2 separate regions of the Homo sapiens genome follow, and region 2 is linked to region 1. Evidence: chromatin contacts called from ENCODE Hi-C or POLR2A ChIA-PET data. All regions are on one chromosome and are shown on one strand. Each heading gives the region's core, a stretch centred on a gene start or an enhancer-like site at or near the end of the contact. The rest is flanking DNA. Distances are from core to core; before and after follow the strand shown.

Region 1 (2,618 bases), core at 58-2,557:
GGCATGGTGGCACGCACCTATAGTCCCAGCTACTTGGGAGGCTGAGGCAGGAGAATCGCTTGAGCCTGGGAGATGGAGGTTGCAGTGAGCCGAGATTGTGCCACTGCACTCCAGCCTGGGCAACAAAGCGAGACTCCATATCAAAAAAAGAAAAAGAAAATTAGTAACTTGTTTTAGAGCTTTCCTAATGTCAGAATATTTGATTTTTTTTTATTTAGTTTTAGAACCTCTATAATAATAGCTCTTGTACCTGCCTTTCTTAGAAGGTATTAAACTTACTATGCTATAAGGAAGTAACTACTGAATTGTCATCACCTTTAAAAAATTTTTAATGTAAAATACTCTCATATATTTATCTATTAGTAATTTTGAATATTAAGAGTGTTTCCTGGTTTTTTGTTTTTTTTTATTAATAAGATATTATGAACTAGATCCTTATAAAAGTCTCCTAGACAATTTGAGGAACAAAGTGATCATTGAGTATCCAACATTACATGTGGTATTGAAAGGATCCAATAATGACATGAAAGTTCTTCACCAAGGTAAGTGTAAATTTGTTTCTGTAATGCTTAGAATAGCTTTAGAGAAACCAAAGCAAAATATGTCCACCCTTATTTCTTTATATGTGTTTTCCCACTATATTTACACACTTACAGGATCTACTGTATAGCTAGTTAATGTGAAGAACCAGGTAAATGCAATGCTGCTACTCTTCTGTTTCTAAGAGCGTATAATCTTATAAAACCAATTTTAAGTGAATAAATCAAATTGAATGGCTATAAAAGGACTTTTTTTTAGCATGGGGTTCTATGTATTTTTTTGTCTTTTTTTAAGCTAATAGTCTTTAAGTAACTGTCCATGATCACGTACATTTACTCCATAGTTAAGACTTTAGACATTTCTAAAATGAGGGATTACAAAACATTTTTAGTTGACAATGAAAATGTTGAATGGTTAAAAAAAAAAAAAAAAAGCCTAGTATCCTACCTTATAGAAGGAGAAAATGTTGCAAGGAACATTATATTTAAAAATTTGGCAGCATTTAGAATAAGTTAATGCCATTGCCTTTACCCTTTATCTCCTTTTCTAAACCCACTGGTTTTATTTTCTCTGATTTTGTTTCTCTGATTTTGTGATATAGGGAAGTACTAGAACTGGAAAAAATGTACATAAAAGTTTAGTACATAAAATGACTCATCTATATTTGTAACTACTGATTAAAGTAAACTAACTGTGCTTCTGAATGCAAGATTTTAGAGGATGAGTAAAATTTAGTCACTACCTTTAAGAAGTGAGGAAGATTACCCACCTTAATCCAAAACTATTACATAGCACTTTCAACGAAAAGAATTACAGATACAGGCCAGGTTTTGTTGTAACAAACTCCAGAGGAGCATAGAATCTTTGTCTTGGATTGATACTATTTTTTAAGTAGTATTTGAAATGGGTAGTTTAAGTTTTATTGTTATACCAGCATTACAGGCTGTAAGATGCAGTAACCTATATTGTAAGGTATTCTCTGTTGTGCGTAGTGTTTTTTCTTTGCAAAAATTAATAGAAAAAAATTGTTTTCCAAAGTGGCCAAAATTGTATCAGTGCTACAACTTGAAACCAGATTTTAGTTAGCAAACATGATGTTTCTAATAATAAATTATGGGCCTCTAAATCTTATTTTTATTCTTGACATTAATATTTTTCACAATTTGAGAATTTTTTTCTCAGAATAAATTAGGAATTTTAGTTTTAAATGGCCAGTTTCACTTTGTTTAAGCTTTGTATTATGTTGCTTTTTTCTTAATAAATTCACAGTGCTCTCTCAAATGTTGGTTTTGGGAAAAGTTGTTTAGTAATGTAGGTTAGTAGCTAGGGCAAACATCTTCTGTATAAATAAACAGCACACACAGCTCTCCTTTCACCTTGTTTAGGAATGTACATTCAAGTAAGGCTTCCTGTAATGAAGCAATAAGAAAAGACTACTTTACTAGCGTACTGGGAGCCTTATTGAGTAAAATTTGCTATTTTTCTGGTGGATATATGATGTTTGACTTATTTACAGGAACACAAATGACTCATGCTTTTAGTACAGAGGATTATTTAGAACTGTGTTAGCAAAGAACTAAAAGTATCTGACAGGATTTTAAAACCATACCAGTTTTGTCACATCGTAAGTACACACACCTTAAAAGTAATGCCCAGGTCTTCCTGTACATGCATTTCTTTCTGTAAGTACTTCAAGGTGTCTGTTTCTTTATACATTCTCACAGCATCAGATATTTTGCAGGGTGATACCTTGATGAGGGAAGGGGATTATGTAAGAAGAGGGCATTTTCTTTGGAAAGCCTTGAAATTCCTTCCCTCTCTGGAGGTAAAAAAGTTGGATTTTGATCCTGAGTTTATAGTACAAGTTGTCTCTTTCCTAATTTGGGGGTACATGTGTTTCTGGTCTGGGATTCAGTAGTTCCCACACCTGATGGTTGTTCTAATATTTGTTATGATTGTAGATTGCCATAATTATTTGAGTCTGCCTATATTAATCAGCAGTAGCCAAGATTTTGTTTGTTTGTTGCTTTTCAGTAATGGAAAAGGTTAACTGGAAAAGATAGAGCTATTTAGATACT
Region 2 (2,618 bases), core at 30-2,529, 50 kb after region 1:
TCTAGGACAGATGTCAAAACCAGCTCTGAGGCAAGGTGCGGTGTGAGCAGGGAGAGGGTAGGCTAGATGTCTCCTAGCATTTTCAATCCTCTAAACTGAGCTACAGTCAGAAAGGAGGAAAACAGAGCATCTGATCTGTCTGTGGCCTGCCTCACTGAGAATTTCATTGCCTGCACGGCAGCAGGAGAAATAAGGTGAATAACACCAATTTGAAACCCCATGCTTGGCTATGTGTATGCCCATCCCGTACTCCAAATATCTCTCCTGCATCCCCTTTGTTAATTCCCTGGACATTTTTATAACTGTTTCCAACCGGAAGAAGTGCATGAATTGATACTTTGGCATCAGGCTAGATGTGCCACTCGGGTTTCTTCTCTCCCAAGCTGCCCCTCCTGCTGTGTGTGTGTGATGTCTAAAGGCCTCCCCATCTGGACACTCACCCACGGCATTGGACATTTTCCTTTCAGGTTTATCCCACGCAGTCCTATTCCAGGAATGCCTCCTCTTCCCCACACCACTTAGTGTGTAGACAACTCACTCTGCCAACAATAAGCAATAGTATGAACAATAAACTAGTATTTATTGAGCACTTATTATGTGTCAGGCTGTATTCTAACTACTTTATGTGGATTAACTCACTCCCCATCCAGTTCTCTGAAGAAGGTGTGGTTATTGTCTCTGTTTACAGTTGAGGAAACTGAGGCACAGAGTGGATGCTTTCATGGCATTTCTCTTCTGCCAGTGATCTCCACTCTGTGAGCGAGCCAGCCAGTCTCTGCGTTTAGCCAGCGCCTGCCACAGGGGTCTGGCTCTTAGTGAATGATTGCTCCTGGATCTCCCAAACTCTTCATATACTTTCACATCCTGAGCAAAAAAATGCTTCCCAAGATTCCTCCTGCCAGCTCCATCTGTGAAACTTGTGGGCCGGTATTTGAATAAGAATGACTAAAGGGGGAAGAGGTTTTATGAACTTCAGACTGTGAACTCAAGGAAGAGAGTGAGTCAGGCCTCCACATTCCTGAAATACTTTCAGGAGGCTCAGTGACCTCAGACAATAAGAACCTGAGGCAGAATGTCCTTGGGAGGCCCCCCACCAGGAAGAACGTGAGGGCAGATGCTCTGCTGTGCTGCCTTCTGTGGTTCCATGCGCAGTGTGTGGGTTGAAGGAAACCACTAGCCAGAGGCCCAGGCCTACCGAGAGCGCTGCCTTGGTTTTGCCCAGGCTGACTCCTCTCCCTGGAATGCTTGACCCCAAATGCTTGTGAGCTTGTCATCCCAGACTCAGCTCATGTGTCACCTCCTCTGTCTGCTACAGGTAGAAGAGGCTTTGTGGTTGGGACACCACAGGGAATTGCGCTTGCTTCTCTCACTCCTAAACGCCCTAGAAAAACATTGCTTTCAACATGTGTGCCCAATACATTCTTCATACCTACTGAGGTTGGCAACAGCTCCAAGGTTGAGGAGTGAGCCCTGTGCCGGGGGTGTCAGATGTGGGTGCTAGTTCCATCTCAGGCCTGGGCCTTGTAACCTCCCACACCTCAAACTCTTCCTGATTAAAATGATATGTTTTGATCTACCTCTCCTACAGATGGTGACCTTCTGAGGTACAGAGACTTTTAACCCAGGCGCTATTTTCAGAGCGGAGCAGGCACATAGCTATTCAATAAGTTTAAATAATTACAAATCTTTCTCCCCAGCTTCTATCTCCGTCCATCTCTTTCCTCACCAAGCTTAAACCCATGATTGGTATGAGGTGCAACCATCCACAAAGGGAAAGTATCATCCGCTAATTTTTTTTAAAGGTGCTTTCTTGTGTTTCTCATGTGTGCGTGCGTATGTGCATACATGCATGACTGTGTGTGTGTGTGTGTGTGTGTGTGAACAGAGCAAACGAGAGGCTGCACTAGGCTGAGCTCACCACAGGGGTGAATTGTAAAGAATGAGTCTCACCCAAGATGAAAATGTTACCTCAGGAATTCTTCCATGATCTTTGAGCAGGGAAGGAGTGAAAGGGTATAGCTGGGGCCCATCCTATGGACTGAAAAGCTGAGGGAGCACATTCAGTCAAGCACATCCTCCAATAGCTGCACCACTTTCCAACAGAAACAAGGGAAGGGTGGCAGAAGAAGTAGAACTAACTAGGCTGTGGGTTACTGCCCTAAAGGCCAAGATGTAAAGCCATAGAGAAAAGTGCTTTCAATTGTAGGCTCGTGAAAGCTACTGAGATTGGTGACTGCACCAGTGCCAAGGAAAAAGCCCTGCCTGGGGGTGGCAGGTGTGGGTTCTAGTGCCATCTAGTGCCATGCCATCTCTGGTGCTAAGGAAGTTGGTGGGCTTGGCCGTGTCGTATAACCTCCCGTGTCACTTCATGTGGATAGTGAAGATATTGGGTTGATGACGGGTTTAACTGAGGTTTTGTCACTCCTGCTCACCTCCCCTGCTCTCCTGTGTCATCCACACAAATGTTGTTTCTGCATTGGCCAATCTGGGACTCGTCCTTGCCTCCACTTTCACCCTCCAAGAGAGGAAGGAGGGAATGTGGGTAAATGCAGGTGCACACGGCACACATTCCATCAGGCAAATGGGAGTTGAGTGACATAAAGAGTTGGAAGTCCACT

What was found. Hi-C counts contacts between places; a loop is a spot of excess contacts on that map. ChIA-PET counts read pairs that join two places held with the same protein, here RNA polymerase II (POLR2A). Pooled maps may share reads with other maps.
Region 2: a map of PC-3 shows a loop between it and region 1 (4-fold over the local background). The contact joins two enhancer-like sites. A Hi-C loop is called at or near these places in 5 of 168 maps with a recorded cell type or tissue (HepG2, PC-3, PC-9 and 2 more) and 4 of 50 pooled maps. POLR2A ChIA-PET finds 5 or more read pairs at or near these places in 7 of 52 experiments (AG04450, BJ, H1 and 4 more).

What each region holds. Positions count from the first base shown.
Region 1 is chr1:85,655,771-85,658,388 of GRCh38, reverse strand. It overlaps ZNHIT6 (zinc finger HIT-type containing 6), which reads left to right. Exons shown (of 10, transcript NM_017953.4): 9 at 418-542. Among named protein-coding and RNA genes, the nearest start is that of ZNHIT6, 51 kb to the left of the region's middle. Within about 2 kb of position 1,307, at least 2 of the 41 ENCODE cell types and tissues checked have a DNase peak (open chromatin) inside an H3K27ac peak, as active enhancers do; they include PC-3 and Panc1, where a contact is called at or near this core.
Region 2 is chr1:85,605,897-85,608,514 of GRCh38, reverse strand. No RefSeq gene overlaps it. Among named protein-coding and RNA genes, the nearest start is that of CCN1, 26 kb to the right of the region's middle. RefSeq lists enhancers at 270-1,135, 343-1,542, 1,136-2,000. Within about 2 kb of position 1,279, at least 10 of the 41 ENCODE cell types and tissues checked have a DNase peak (open chromatin) inside an H3K27ac peak, as active enhancers do; they include PC-3 and Panc1, where a contact is called at or near this core.